Regions from separate parts of the Homo sapiens genome. Here regions 2, 3 and 4 are each linked to region 1. Evidence: chromatin contacts called from ENCODE Hi-C or POLR2A ChIA-PET data. All regions are on one chromosome and are shown on one strand. The core of a region is the stretch at or near the end of the contact, and the rest is flanking DNA. Distances in the headings are between cores, read along the strand shown. Region 1 holds the start of ZFP64 (ZFP64 zinc finger protein). Region 2 overlaps TSHZ2 (teashirt zinc finger homeobox 2). Region 3 holds the start of DPM1 (dolichyl-phosphate mannosyltransferase subunit 1, catalytic). Region 4 overlaps BCAS4 (breast carcinoma amplified sequence 4).

What was found. Hi-C counts contacts between places; a loop is a spot of excess contacts on that map. ChIA-PET counts read pairs that join two places held with the same protein, here RNA polymerase II (POLR2A). Pooled maps may share reads with other maps.
Region 2: a loop to region 1 is called in a map of Caco-2, with 6 times the contacts of the local background. The contact joins the enhancer-like site here to the promoter of ZFP64 in region 1. A Hi-C loop is called at or near these places in 2 of 168 maps with a recorded cell type or tissue (Caco-2 and naive thymus-derived CD4-positive, alpha-beta T cell) and 5 of 50 pooled maps.
Region 3: a loop to region 1 is called in a pooled map, with 8 times the contacts of the local background. The contact joins the promoter of DPM1 here to the promoter of ZFP64 in region 1. A Hi-C loop is called at or near these places in 7 of 50 pooled maps. POLR2A ChIA-PET finds 5 or more read pairs at or near these places in 2 of 52 experiments (B cell and naive thymus-derived CD8-positive, alpha-beta T cell).
Region 4: a loop to region 1 is called in a pooled map, with 3 times the contacts of the local background. The contact joins the enhancer-like site here to the promoter of ZFP64 in region 1. A Hi-C loop is called at or near these places in 2 of 50 pooled maps. POLR2A ChIA-PET finds 5 or more read pairs at or near these places in 2 of 52 experiments (B cell and activated CD4-positive, alpha-beta T cell).

The regions. Positions count from the first base shown.
Region 1 is chr20:52,190,193-52,193,471 of GRCh38, reverse strand. It overlaps ZFP64 (ZFP64 zinc finger protein), which reads left to right and starts at 1,693. Exons shown (of 6, transcript NM_018197.3): 1 at 1,693-1,881. The coding sequence starts at 1,836. RefSeq lists enhancers at 812-941, 1,982-2,838 and silencers at 1,352-1,621, 1,982-2,221.
Region 2 is chr20:53,215,534-53,218,755 of GRCh38, reverse strand. All of the region lies in intron 1 of TSHZ2 (teashirt zinc finger homeobox 2), which reads right to left. Among named protein-coding and RNA genes, the nearest start is that of TSHZ2, 240 kb to the right of the region's middle. Within about 2 kb of position 1,540, at least 2 of the 41 ENCODE cell types and tissues checked have a DNase peak (open chromatin) inside an H3K27ac peak, as active enhancers do.
Region 3 is chr20:50,956,243-50,959,781 of GRCh38, reverse strand. DPM1 (dolichyl-phosphate mannosyltransferase subunit 1, catalytic) reads left to right here and starts at 1,250. Exons shown (of 9, transcript NM_003859.3): 1 at 1,250-1,419. The coding sequence starts at 1,259. It overlaps MOCS3 (molybdenum cofactor synthesis 3), which reads right to left and starts at 964. Exons shown (of 1, transcript NM_014484.5): 1 at 1-964. The coding sequence starts at 939. RefSeq lists enhancers at 181-791, 1,004-1,493.
Region 4 is chr20:50,816,765-50,820,283 of GRCh38, reverse strand. It overlaps BCAS4 (breast carcinoma amplified sequence 4), which reads right to left. Exons shown (of 5, transcript NM_198799.4): 2 at 2,002-2,073. Among named protein-coding and RNA genes, the nearest start is that of BCAS4, 23 kb to the right of the region's middle. RefSeq lists enhancers at 912-961, 1,449-1,498, 1,509-1,558. Within about 2 kb of position 1,788, at least 22 of the 41 ENCODE cell types and tissues checked have a DNase peak (open chromatin) inside an H3K27ac peak, as active enhancers do; they include B cell, where a contact is called at or near this core.

The DNA.
Region 1 (3,279 bases), core at 444-2,943:
ATTTGATTATTTCATGTTGACTGCCTCCCTGGTCTACCTCCAGCAGCTAGCCCAGTGCCTGGCACTTCACAAACACTTGAGAATAAACAGCTGCTGCAGGCAGAAACCAAGCCTTAGAGGCAGCAGCAGGGAAAATCCCATTCATTATACAAGCCATATTTACTAAGCCTACTATGTGTCAGGCACCAGCCAAGTCACTGGACTACATCAGTGAAGCAAAGAGATTTTTTTAATCCCCATTTTTACAGGGACTTACTGAAAATAAGGGGGAGGAGAACACAGATAATATACAACTAAATTATATCTAAGCAGATATACTCGAGATACATAATATGTTCCATCTAACACCTTTTAAGGACAAAGCAGGCCAGGCATGGTGGCTTACACCTGTAACCCCAGCACTTTGGGAGGCTGATGGAGGATCGCTTGAGGCCAGGAATTCGAGACCAGCCTGGGCAACATCTCTACAAAAATAAAAATTAAAAAGTGAGCCAGGGTGGTGGCCCACGCCTGTAGGGGGGATTGCTTGAGCCCAGGAGTTGGAGGCTGCAATGAGCTAGGATCCGACCACTCTTCCAGCCTGAGAGACAGAGAAAGACCCCCTCTCTAAAAAAAGAAAGGGAGAAAGAGAGAGAGGCAGAGAGAGAGAAAGAAAGAAAAGAAAAGAAAAGAAAAGAAAAGAAAAGAAAAGAAAAGAAAAGAAAAGAAAAGAAAAGAAAAAGAAAAAGAAAAAAACAGGAAGGAGACAGGGAGTGGTTGGGGGAGGAGGAGGGGGCTGCAATATTAGAATGATTAGATTAGGCCAAGCATGGCCTCCCTGAGTGTGAATTTGAATGCTGACCTTCAGAAGCAGGACAGACTCTATGGGCAAATCCCTCGAGGCTGGGAGAGGTCTGAGGCTTGGGAGGGTCGGCAGAGAGACAATAGGGCTGACGCAGGAGCCCGGGGGAGACAGTAGTAGTAAGACATGAGGGACAGAGCAGAGAGGTCACTGTCCTCAGAGTGTGGACGCCGACCAACACTAGGGGCATCACCTGGGAACTTAGAAATGCTCGTTCTCACGCCTCGCCCCAGACCTACTGAAGCAGAAACGCTAGGGTGGGCCCAACAGCGTGTGTTCTAACAAGCCTTTCAGGCGACTGCGATGCACGATAAAGTTGGCAGCTCCTGGAGCAGGGGTCCCTCCGCGCTACGACCCCACCTCTTCGCGGTCCTCTCAGTCTCCCTAGCGGGGCAAGGGACCCGCCCAGCGCTTTGCTGATTTGCCCAGCGCTCACGCCCAACCTGGGTTTCTCCGGAGCTCGCCGCGCCCCGCGCACCCACCCCGCAACGGCAGCCGCACGTGGGTCTCCCCGCAAACCACCCAGGCGTCCCGGGAGCAGCGCTGCTGCACGGCCGCGCTGGGGGCCCAACGCCTGGGGTTGCAGGTGCAAAAGGCGCCCCGAGCCGGGGAGGCCAATCGCGTCCGCGGAGAACGCAGAGTGCGGGCAGGGGCGCATCCCTCGCCACCCGCGGTCGCCCAGCACGCCGGGACGCGCGTGGCCATCCAGCTCCCCGGGGGCGTTGGGGGGCTCCGCGGGCCTGGGCCTCGGGATTCGCCCGCCGCTTCCCCGGGGAGCCGCTGCTGCAAAGCCAGGTTGGGGCGCCGGGCCCGGCCAGCGCCCTCTAGGCAGCGGAAGTGCAGCTTGCTTTACATCCGTCCTCCCCGCCTCGCAGAGTTGGGAGAAGGCAGGGTGGGGGGTGTGGAAAAATAAAAGGAAAAGTCCTTGCACCATGTAGATCAGCGTCCCCCACTTTGGCATCCCGGCCGGCCGGGGACCTCCCAGTCTGCGGCCATGAACGCGAGCAGCGAGGGCGAGAGCTTCGCGGGCTCGGTGCAAAGTAAGTGCTTTTCCGGGAGCAGTGCGCGCTCCGGGGCCCAGTGCGCGCTCCGGGGCCCGGGCCCAAGCACGTCTGCGACGCAGCCAGCAGGCCCGGGGCCCCGAAATCGGGGTGACGGCTCGGAGCCGCGTCTCGGGGACCGCGGCGGGCGCGCTGTGCAGGGGGCGCCGGAGTGGGCTTGGGGTGGGGGCGCACCCGACCTGGCGCAAGACCGGGGGCGCTCTCCAGCCTTGCGAGACCCCTTGGAAGGGAACAGTGGGGGAGGGCACGCCGTTCAGACAATCGCCACCCCCTAAGGGCATTCCCGCCCCATCAGGCGGAGTTTGGGGCGGGCAGGAGAAAGGGAGGAATCTAGGGTAAACGGGGCAACACTGATGGGAAAACTTCTGCCTCAGTGGCTCAAAATTAGAGCCTGGAGATTGGGGGAATCACCAGGTCTCACGAGGTCCTGCCGGCTCATTGCAAAGCCTTTTCCTCATTAAGGGTGGAGATCTGAATGGAAAACGGGGCCGTGGTCGCTTTATTTGGGTTTGGGGTTCAGTTTTTATTTAACCGAGGAGGACATCAGCGTTTTTCAAGTCCCTGGTTTCTCCCGGTGCATTGTTTCCCAAAGTGTGGTCCAGAGACTGAGTGCAACCAGCCACCTGGGAGCGAGAGCGTGTATTTTAAAACAGCTTTCTGGGCCCCACCCATTCAATCTCGGGGGTGGGGCTGGGGATCCGCTGTCCTTCGTAGCTGCCTGGGCAACTCTGAAGCACATGAAGTTTGAGAACCCATCTACCAGGGGTTTGCAGAAAATCTGGCACATAGTAAGCTCCCAGCTTGTTAGCTGCTACTGTTAACAGTTTGGGAGACACTGGGTCCCAAACTTGGCGGTGTATTCCTTGCATTACTGTGAAAAGCACAGATTTTCCTAAACACCATCCTCCCCACCCCACCCTGTTATGACTCAGTATCTCCTAGGTGGGGCTCAGATATGTCCATGTTTAAATAGTGTACCTCAGTAAGAACCCAGCAGGTAACATGCTGGGGGACTGGCGGGGAGGGGGGACTGTGCTGGTACGAGCACCATCCCATTTAATTCTCATAACAAGCCCGTGTTTTTTCTTGGAGAAATTAAAAACAAACAAAAACCATGGATTAGAAACCTCTCCTCCCATTTTTCAGATGAGAAAACCCACGCTTAAAGTCACTGTTGTTAAGCGACAGTGTCAAGATTCTAACGAAGGTCTATGTCGTTACTTTTGCACTTTCCACATACCAGTGACATTATCTGTTATGAAAATCCTTTCATTCTGGGTGTCAGTCCTATTCCATCATTAAGGAATCGTCAGCAATGCAAGCTACTTCATGTCTCACTTCCTTGTTTCCTTGTTAGTTCCATGGGTATCTCAGTAT
Region 2 (3,222 bases), core at 291-2,790, 1.0 Mb before region 1:
TGTTTTCTCACTTTTGAGAGACATTACTATAGGAGACAACTCATTTTCTTTATGAAAAGAAAGACCCAAACACAATGATAAATGGCTAGTGATGTTTGGCCTCAGGGAGACAATAGAAAGAGGTAGGTATTGGGGAGAGTTGCTGAGTGAATGCCCTGCTGGAAAGAGGTGGCAACAACATAGCTCCAGCTAATCTCGTCATCTGCGAATATAGAACCAATGCGGTAGATGTTTGGATTTTGCAAAAGAATATGAGAAATTGAATTTTTATGCGAAATCACCTGATTGACAAATTTTGGCAATGCTGTGTACATTATTATTACGATTATCTATTTATTTAGTGGTTTGTGTGGGCCGAACAAATAAGTCGGCAAGCCGAATTCATTTGCCCCTGTGCCAACTGTTGTAAAGTTTGATCTTGCTTAATGCATCTCAATGTTTCCCATCTCTCAATTTGAATTATAATAGGTGCCAGCTGAGACCATGTGGTTGGTGCAGCACACACACAGCTCTGTTCCTTGAAAGCTACTCAAAGCAAATGTTCTAATCACAGGTGAGAGGCCCTCAGCCTATAGGCGTAGTCTTTAGAAAACAAATTTAGTGCAGAATAAAGGACAACATCATGACTTGAAAGAACCAGACTTGAGACTGTTTGTAAAGTGCAGCCTGCCATTTGCGGCTCCTTCAAAGGAGCCTCGGCTTTCTCACTCTTAAAAAGGAGGGTGTTGGGCTAGCCAGTCTCCTTTCTCCCAAAGTAAAATACTTGTCTGTATTGTTCAGGGAGGAGAATCTATGCTTTGGGATGTGAAAGCCTAGGTCTGACTCTCCTTTCTAACATAAATTAGATTTGCATAACTTCCTTCAACCTTAGTTTTTTTGTTTGCAAAGGTGAGGATAAAACCAGTAATGATATCACAGGATTATGTGAAACTTAAATGAGATAGTAAGTCAGATAACTCTGTGTAAACCAGGGGTTACAAGCAGGGGCAGTGGATCAAATGTAGCCCTTAGCCATATTTTGTTTGGCCCATGAATTGTTTCAAAATCAGAGAAATTTCACACTTAAGGATAGATGCCTTCTGAGAAGTTCTGACGTTACTGGCCCTGTGTGGTTGCGTGGCAGAGCTTTACCGCTTTTGCCTCCTCTAGACTGAGCACCAGGGATCTGCCATGGTCCCCATCCACTCCTTATATTGCGCCTGGCTCTCTGCACTTTCTGCCATTATTTGTCTGTGGGTTTGCAGCCCCTGGCAAATTAAGTGATGTGCAACGGTTCACTGGCGTTGCTGTTCTGATTATTGTTGTTCTTCCATCTGTTATCCCTTTCTGCTTGTGAGCCACATATTCGCTTCTTTGGGGCTCAGTTATCTGGTCTTTAAAATGGGAATAATAATATCTCACTTGCCTAGAGCCAGGGGGCTGTCGGGTGAGGCCAGGCCCCTTCTGCTCCCTGAGCGCCCAGAAGTGGGGCGTCCGACCAGCAGAGGGCGCTGGTACGAAAGGCTGCAGGTGCTGGCATCGGCCAAGCGCAGACAGGTGGGGCCGCGGCAGGTGCGGCTCTCGCACTATCCCCCTTTCACAACTTGGGAGGACACAGCTTCACCGGGTGGGCCTGACAGCGAGCAATTACTCATCCATCGATACAGCCGCACATCACCAGCAATGTGACTTTCTGGAATATGTAATGCGACCACAGACTTTCTAATGCCGCAGCCTGACAATCAGACACTAAAAATAACAAACGGGCCCGCTCAGGAACAGAAAGACACGGCCTCTTTGGAAACTGGGGATGGGCCGTTTCCAACTCTGCTCACCGCTGGAGCCCTGCACGGAATTCTCCGGGCGGTGAAGTGAGTCGCCAGGAGCTGCCAGGGGCTGCAGGGAGAGTTCCCGCATTTGAAGGGTGTGTTCACTTTTAGACAACTCAGTCCCAGCAAGATGTAGACAAATTGGAGCAAGTTCAGAGAAGAACAACCCACATGATTAAGGGGAAAGAGGATTGATTTATAGAGAAATATTAAAGCAGCCAAACATGTCTGCGCTGTGTTCTCCAGGTGACAAATCAGAGAGTGACACATTGTGGGGCTCCATGCACCTTTGAGAGGTGTAAACATCAGGGGATGAGAAACTAGCTCAGTGCAAGGAGCTTTTCACAGCATTTTCTAAGATGGCATTAACACCAGAAAATGTTCCTGGCTGGTGAAGGGTTGGTTGGGTCGCACCTATGCTTGAGAACCCTTTGTTGTCCTGATTTTGCCTGGCATAAAATGACATATCCTAGCTAGGGGTTCACATTTGTGGCCTTCAGTGCTCTGGCTGTGGCCTATTTTTCCTTGTATGTTCACGTCCTTGACTTTCTGCCAGGGATTCCGCCACCCCAGTCCCATTTGTCCTCACTCCAGCTTTACCTGACTACCTGTCTTACTCCTCCATCAGGAACTGAAATGCTTAGGAGCCAACAATGGCTTGGCTGGTGAAGTGAGGTGTGGAGAGGGCTGGGGAAGACAACAGGACCAGCAATTGCAAGGTGAGAACAGATGACAGGGACATTCCTTGGGTGTTGACTTCATAGAATGCTGAAATACTAGTGTCTTATTAAAAAGTGAGCTGGCCCCCCACTGTTTTCTATTCCTCATTCTGAGGAAGAGCTAAGGTCGTGCCTTTCTGTCCTCCAGATATGAGTCTCTGGGAATTTGACTGGGGAAGAAGGTCTTGGCCAAAATGAAGAATTCTGGGAGAAGAGGAATCAGACATCAGAGACAGGTGTTTGGCCTTAGGGGAAAAAGGGCAGGAGCTCAACCCTAGGAGAAAGACTGGGAATTAGGCCTGGGACCCCTCTTTTCCCATCCCTATGAAACCATTTTTTAAATTTTTTTTTTTTTTTTTTGAGACGGAGTTTTGCTCCTGTTGCCCAGGCTGGAGTGCAATGGCGCGACCTCGGCTCACCACAACCTCCGCTTCCTGAGTTCAAGCTATGCTCCTGCCTCAGCCTCCTGAGTAGCTGGAATTACAGGCATGTGCCACCATGCCCGGCTAATTTTGTATTTTTAGTAGAGATGGGGTTTCTCTCCATGTTGGTCAGGCTGGTCTCGAACTCCCGACCTCAGGTGATCCACCTGCCTTGGCCTCTCAAAGTGGTGGGATTACATGTGTGAGCCACCGTGCCCAGCCTTTCTTACATTTTTAATATAGTCTCTTCCTCACTTCTCCCCTCCCAAAGGC
Region 3 (3,539 bases), core at 1-2,500, 1.2 Mb after region 1:
TTCATAGTCCAGCAGATCAGTCACAGTGGGCCGTTCCCCGCAAGCTGCACAGTCGAGCCTGCGGCTCCGCAGCCGAATAGAGCGGAAATGCCCTCTCAGGGCATCAAAGAGCAACAAGCTGCCACTGTAAGAGGGGCCCAGACCCGCAGCGATTTTCAGCACTTCCAAGGCCTGCAGGCAGCCCAGGACCCCGGTAACGACACCGAGCACCCCGCCGTCCGCGCAGTTGGTCACTGTCTCCGCTGGGGGTGGTTGGGGGAATATGCAGCGATAGCAAGGGCCACCGTCATAATGGTAGACTGTGATTTGGCCCTCGAAGCGCAAGGCACTGGCAGACACGAGGGGCCGACCCGCCAGCACACATGCGTCATTAACCAGGTAGCGAGTGGGCACGTTGTCCGAGCAGTCAGCCACCACATCATATCGGCGGACCAGGTCTAGGGCAGTGGCTGGCGTAAGGGCCTGAGTGTACGGCACGCATTCCACTGCCGAATTGAGGCGGCGCAGCGAGGCGGCGGCCGAAAAGGCCTTGGCCTGGCCAGCCAGTGCCTCGCCATGCAGCACTTGGCGGGCCAGGTTGCTCATCTCTACCACGTCATAGTCCACAAGGCCAAGGCGGCCCACGCCGGCCGCTGCCAAGTACTGCGCTAGTGGACAGCCGAGCCCACCGCAGCCCACGATTAGCACGCACGCGGTCCCCAGGCGCAGCTGTCCGTGCACGCCCAGCTCGGGCAGCACTAGCTGCCGGCTATAGCGCAGAATCTCATCTCGGGACAGAGCGGCCTTCGGCGGCAGCGGCGACACCGGAACCAGCCGTTCTGGCTGCGGTTCCTGCTCAGCCAAAAGAGCCGACGCCAGCTTCTGCTTCAGCGAATTCAATTCCTCCTCACGTTGGGCAACTTCAGCTTGTAAGGCGAGTACCTCCTCCCGGGAAGCCATGGCGACCTCTTCCGGAAGTTGTCGTGAAAGGCATTTCCGCTTCCGTCTTCTGTCTCCTAGCGACTGGGATAAACTAAAAAACTTTATGGAGCTTGGGAAAAGGTGATGAATAGATATTTACTTCCTGAAGAAACCTTCAGATTAAACTTCAAAGATGTATAAATCCAGAATATTTCTAATTGAACCACGCAATGGCCCTAGAAGAACTAGCGATCAATCACACAGGTCATCCCCCGCTTCCGAATTTGGTACGGTCCGACCCGTCCTTTTCCGCGCCACATTACGTAATTCCGCTTCCGGCATCTGGCTCAGTTCCGCCATGGCCTCCTTGGAAGTCAGTCGTAGTCCTCGCAGGTCTCGGCGGGAGCTGGAAGTGCGCAGTCCACGACAGAACAAATATTCGGTGCTTTTACCTACCTACAACGAGCGCGAGAACCTGCCGCTCATCGTGTGGCTGCTGGTGAAAAGCTTCTCCGAGAGGTAGCGCACCAGGTCTCCCTCCCCGAAGAATGAGATGAGCTGGCTTCCCCGGCCCGGGTGTCGGCAGCTGGCTGCGCGAAGCGGCCCTGTCCAGCCTTCTTTGCCTCACACAGGAAGGCCCGGGGAGAGGGCCACCCTGCGAGGGAAGCAGAGGCGGATGCTTGTTGGGTTTTCTTCGTGTCCTGGGTTCTCATTCCTGCCCTTGGGTTTTGTGAGACTCTCATTTATCTTTATTATGTAGTACTCCCGTCCCCCGCCTTTCCGTAGAAAGGTTGGCCACTCTTTTACTTGGAAGCGAGGCTGAAAGCGTGATCCCACTCCTCCCTCTAGGCGGTCAGGATCTGCGGCAAGAGCCGGGAGTCCAAGCGAGAGCTCTCACTCTCCGCTCCGGTGCCGAGTGCTTACATAAGCATGAGGTTTGGTGTGTGTGGGTTAGGGAGCTATTGCTGGGCACGATAACCTTTCTGGAAAGGAGAAAGCAGAAGAGCATCTTCGCTGATCACTGGTGGATGTTTGGTGTGATTGTTAGAACCGGGATGGGGGGTGGGTGGAGTTCGAATTTGGAAGTGTTAATGCAGTGTTTTTAAAAACTGCAAAAAATCCTGGAGTCAGTACGAAGTAACTTGTTTTACGATTGCACAAATGGGATCATGCTGTGAAATCTTTGAAGACTTTTTCTCATATTAACATGTACAAACATAGCAAATTACTTTGGAAGTTAGGTAACATTCCATATGGCTGTGTTATTTATTTAATCAGGTCATGGCAATGAACTGGATTATTTCCAGCGCCTTTTGGTTGTTTCTGTTTTTTGGCTTTTGCTTTGTCGATGAGAACAAGGACTTTGTTCACACCATATTTTCCAGCTAAATTTAGAAAAGTGCTTGACACATAGCGGTGCTCCTTTATTGCATCAGTGTTGGCAGCAGACGCGTTCATACTTTTACTTGTGTACTAGGGATAAATTCTTCGAGGTAGGATTGCTGGGTCGACAGAAATGTGCTTAAAATGGACAGTTACTGCCAAATTGCTCTAAAGAAAAAAAAGGTTGTACAAGTTTGGACTCTCCATTCTTCAGAGTGCCTGTTTCCCTATCAACCAGCCCGCCTGAGCATTAGACTTAACATTGTTGGAAGTACTCATTTGTGAAAACCATTGCTGTTTTGATTGTATTTCCTTGAATAACTGCCTTCATATGCCTTGCCCCTCAGAGTTTTAAAATTTTTATTTTTCCTGTTTAATCTTTTAATTTTGATTTCTATAAGCTCTAAATTAAAGAAAGTAACTATCATACAACCGATCTCGTTCAGGGCTTGTATTCTAATTTTGCAATTTTTTTTTTTGCTGTTTTAATTTTTTTATGTAGTACAATTTATGTTTCCTTTTAATGGTTTGTGAATCAATCTTTTAAGATCAAAATGAAGTTTGATAAAGGAAACAAAACTTTTCAGATGCAATCAAATTACTTGAAGTCAGCCCAGCTTGGTACCTTTGAGCTGCCTCACCCTCAGGTGGTGTAGCTGCTTTGAAGTGGTAGGGGACAGTAATTTGCTTTTAACGACCCCATTTTGTTTATGGAATTTCTCTTTCAGCACGTCTATTAAAATCACCTTACATATTTTGGCATGTAAAGGCACCAGTGCCCAGATTTAAGGCACAGTGGGAAGCCAAAGTCATTGTTCTACTCTTGGAGAATAGATAACACAGGGGTTTGCTTTCTTGTCTTCAAAGTTTGCTGGGGCTGACTTGTTAAAGCCTTTAACAGTGGAATATGTTTTCTGGTTGATTTTCTTGTATTTGTTTCTTTTTTCTTTTTCTTTTTTTTTTTTTTCTTTTGGAGACGGAGTCTTGCTCTGTTGCCCAGGCTGGAGTGCGGTGGCGCCATCTTGGCTCACTGCAGGCCCCGCCTCCCGGGTTCTTTTTAGTAGAGACGGGGTTTCACTGTGTTAGCCAGGATGGTCTCGATATCCTGACCTCGTGATCCGCCTGCCTCGGCCTCCCAAAGTGCTGGGATTACAGGTGTGAGCCACCGCGCCCAGCCTCTTGTATTTGTTTCTTAAAGCAGGACCAAGAGAAAACGGAATGTTATGTCGTAGGTATTATTTATCCACCAAGTATTG
Region 4 (3,519 bases), core at 539-3,038, 1.4 Mb after region 1:
AGCATGGGACGGCACCAACTGATACCCAAATCAGTCTCCCCACATACACTGGGGCTTGATGGGAATGGAGATGGACTGAACTCTCTTTGCATACTCAAGTTTATGACGGGGCCCATTCATGAGAAAGTGCCCAATGCAGCCGGGCATGGTGGCTCACGCCTATAATCAATCCCAGCACTTTGGGAGGCCGAGGCGGGAGGATCACTTAAGGCCAGCAGTTCAAGACCAGCCTGGTCAACATGCTGTCTCTACTAAAAATACAAAAATTAGCCAGGCATGGTGGTGCATGCTTGTAATCCCAGCTACTCAGGAGGCTGAGGCAGGAGAATCACTTGAACCCGGGAGGCAGAGGTTGCAGTGAGCCGAGATTGCATCACGGCACTCCAGCCTGGGGGACAGAGCGAGACTCTATCTCGAAAGGAAGGAAGAAAGGAAGGAAGGAAGGGAGGGACGGAGGGAAAGACGGAAAGACAGAAAGACGGAAAGACAGAAAGACAAAGACAGAAAGAGAAAGAAAGAGTCCAATGCGTGGTGGTAAAGAAAGGACAATCCAGGCTGTTAAAAGCCTGTCTTGTTACCTAGCTCCCACCTGGACCCACATCTGAACGTAAAAATTGACTCAAGAGAAGAAACCATATAGGTCCTCTTGGGATTTCTGCTGTGACCCTAGAGGCTGGGCCGAGGTCCGCTGAATAGGTAGGGATGACTCAGTGCCTGCTGTCTAGGGTGGCTTTGTGCCGGGCACAAAGAAAGGCGTTCAATGAACATCTGGGGCTGCTGTTACTGTTACTCCCTTGGGTTCTCACAAACACTCTCAGGGTCCGGACACGGTGCTTCTCAGGGACATAAACGCACACCACTGGGCCCAGGTGGCCAGGCTTCCTCCACTCTGGGGAGACACAGGGCCTGGTCACAATATGGAGCTCTACCCTTTGGGCCTCCAGGCAGACACCTCAAGCCCAGGTTACTGGTTTGCCTCTAATAAGCTTGGGAGCTTCTAGAAAATTCTATCAGCACTCCTGGGGGCTCCACACCTGGCTGGCAGCAATCCTAGGAACACTGGGATCTAGAAGCAATTTCTTTTTCTTTTCTTTTTTTTTTGAGACACAATCTTGATCTATCACCCAGGCTGGAGTGCAGTGGCGCAATCTCAGCTCACTGCAACCTCCACCTTCCGGGTTCAAGCAATTCTCCTGCCTCAGCCTCCTGAGTAGCTAAGATTACAGGCGCCTGCCACCACACCCGGCTAATTTTTGTATTTTTGGTAGAGGCAGGGTTTCACCATGTTGGTCAGGCTGGTCTTGAACTCCTGACCTCAAGTGATCTGCCCGCTTTGGCCTCCCAAAGTGCTGGGATTACAGGTGTGAGCCACTGCACCCAGCCTCTAGAGGCGATTTCTAGAGACTCTGGCGTGGGAGGCTTTGTCTTCTGGGCCATTGTCTTCCATCTTCCTCCTCAGCCAGGCTAGTAGATTTGGGCCAACCAGACAGAGTAGGAGGTAAAAGCAGAGAGAACAGAAGGATTCAGGAAGGAACTCGATGCCCAACTCCACCACGGGCTGTGGCCTGGGCAAGAGGCTCCTCCTAGGCCTCGCAGGCCTGAAGCCATTTCCTGGCTGTCTCCATGTTTGCACAGGGGACGGTGCAGAGCTGAGGAAAGTTAAATATAGTCTAGCGTCCCCGCTGAACGGCTCCCTGCATCGGTGCCCGAGAGTGCCACCTTGTGGTCCACTCCTGGCTCCTCTGCGGAATAAAAACCATCTCGAGGGAAGGACGAGATCAAGATGGCCGCCTCAGGAAGCACTTGGGGTTGAGTGAGAGAGAGAGAGCGAGAGAGAGAGAGAGGAGGGAGTGTTTGCACGTGGCTTTCCTCTCAGCGCTGGCCGCTGCCCCATTCCTCCTGGTTGCTAACTCACCACCAAAATGGCTTCCGCAGAAAACTCCAGCAAGGGCCTGAAGTCTGGCCTGGGCCTAAACCCACGCCTTCCAGGCAGCCACTCACCAGGTCAGCCAGGCTGCAAAACTCTTCCAGCCTGAGGAGCATGCCCTCGATGGTCTCCTCCACCTCCTTCGCCTGAAAAAGAGACGATATCCTGGAGATTAGCAAGTGGTTTCCAGGGAGACAAACACCCTTCATTTTTTTTTTTTTTTTAAAGCAAACTAAGTCTTAGGATTATGTGCCCGGTTCCTGCTCGACCCCCTTCCACTGCCTCCTTTGAAAGAGCAATAAACAGGCAGCAGTCCTGGCGCCCATCACGGAGGACTGGTTAAAGCCACCACGGCCTCTCCATTCTATGCAGCTTTCAAAAGAGACAAGATCAACAAATACAGGAAATAACAAAGCTACCCGTATCCTCCACGTTGTACAGATGAGGACACGGAGGCTCAGAGAGGTGGGGTAACCTGCTCAAGATCACACAGTTAACAAACAGCGGGGCAAGGATCCTAATCCAGATGGAGTCCACAACCTCACAGCCTGCTCTAATAAACACAGTGGCCCCGGTGATACCCCGGAGAGGAAAAGCAAGCTGCAGACGGTGTCAGATACAAACCATACCAAAAAAAATGTGTGAGGCGGGCGGATCACCTGAGGTCAGGAGTTTGAGACCAGCCTGACCAACATGGCAGAACCCCGTCTCTACTCAAAATACAAAAATTAGCCGGGCATGGTGGCGTGTGCCTGTAGTCACAGCTACTCCGAGGCTGAGGCAGGAGAATCGCTTGAACCTAGGAGGCGGAGGCTGCAGTGAGCCAAGATTGCACCACTGCACTCTAGCCTGGGCAACAGAGCGAGACTCCGTCTCAAAAAAAAGTACATGTCTTCACAGAGAAAGGCCTGGAATGATATGTGCCAGACTGCTAATAGTTAAGAGATGTGCTTATACTTAAAAAATTTGTTGTTTATCTGAAATTCAAATTCAACCGGGCATCCCATAGTTTCTTTGGAAACCCTATTAACAGGGCTTACTTAGCCCTGGGCAGGAGGAGTTGGGAAAGGGACTCTGACAAGGGAAACTTGAATTTTTTATGTTATGTAAAGGGTCCATGGCCGGGAGCAGTGGCTTATGCCTGTAATCCCAACATTTTGGGAGGCCGAGGCAGGAAGATCACTTAAGTCCAGGAATTCGAGACCAGTCTGGGCAACATGGTGAGACTCCATCCCTTTAAAAAAAAAAAAAAATTAGCCCAGGTGCACTGGCTCACGCCTGTAATCCCAGCACTTTGGGAGGCTGAGGCGGGCAGATCACGAGGTCAGGAGATCGACACCATTCTGGACAATGTGGTGACCCCATCTCTACTAAAAATACAAAAATTAGCCGGGTGTGGTGGCACACACCTGTAGTCCCAGCTACTCAGTAGGCTGAGGCAAGAGAATCGCTTGAACCCGGGAGGCGGAGGCTGCAGTGAGCCAAGGTCACACCACTGCACTCCAGCCTGGGCGACAGAGCGAGATTCCGTCTCAAAAAAAAAAAAAAAAAAAAAAAAAAAAAAATTAGCCAGGCATGGTGGTGCATGTCTG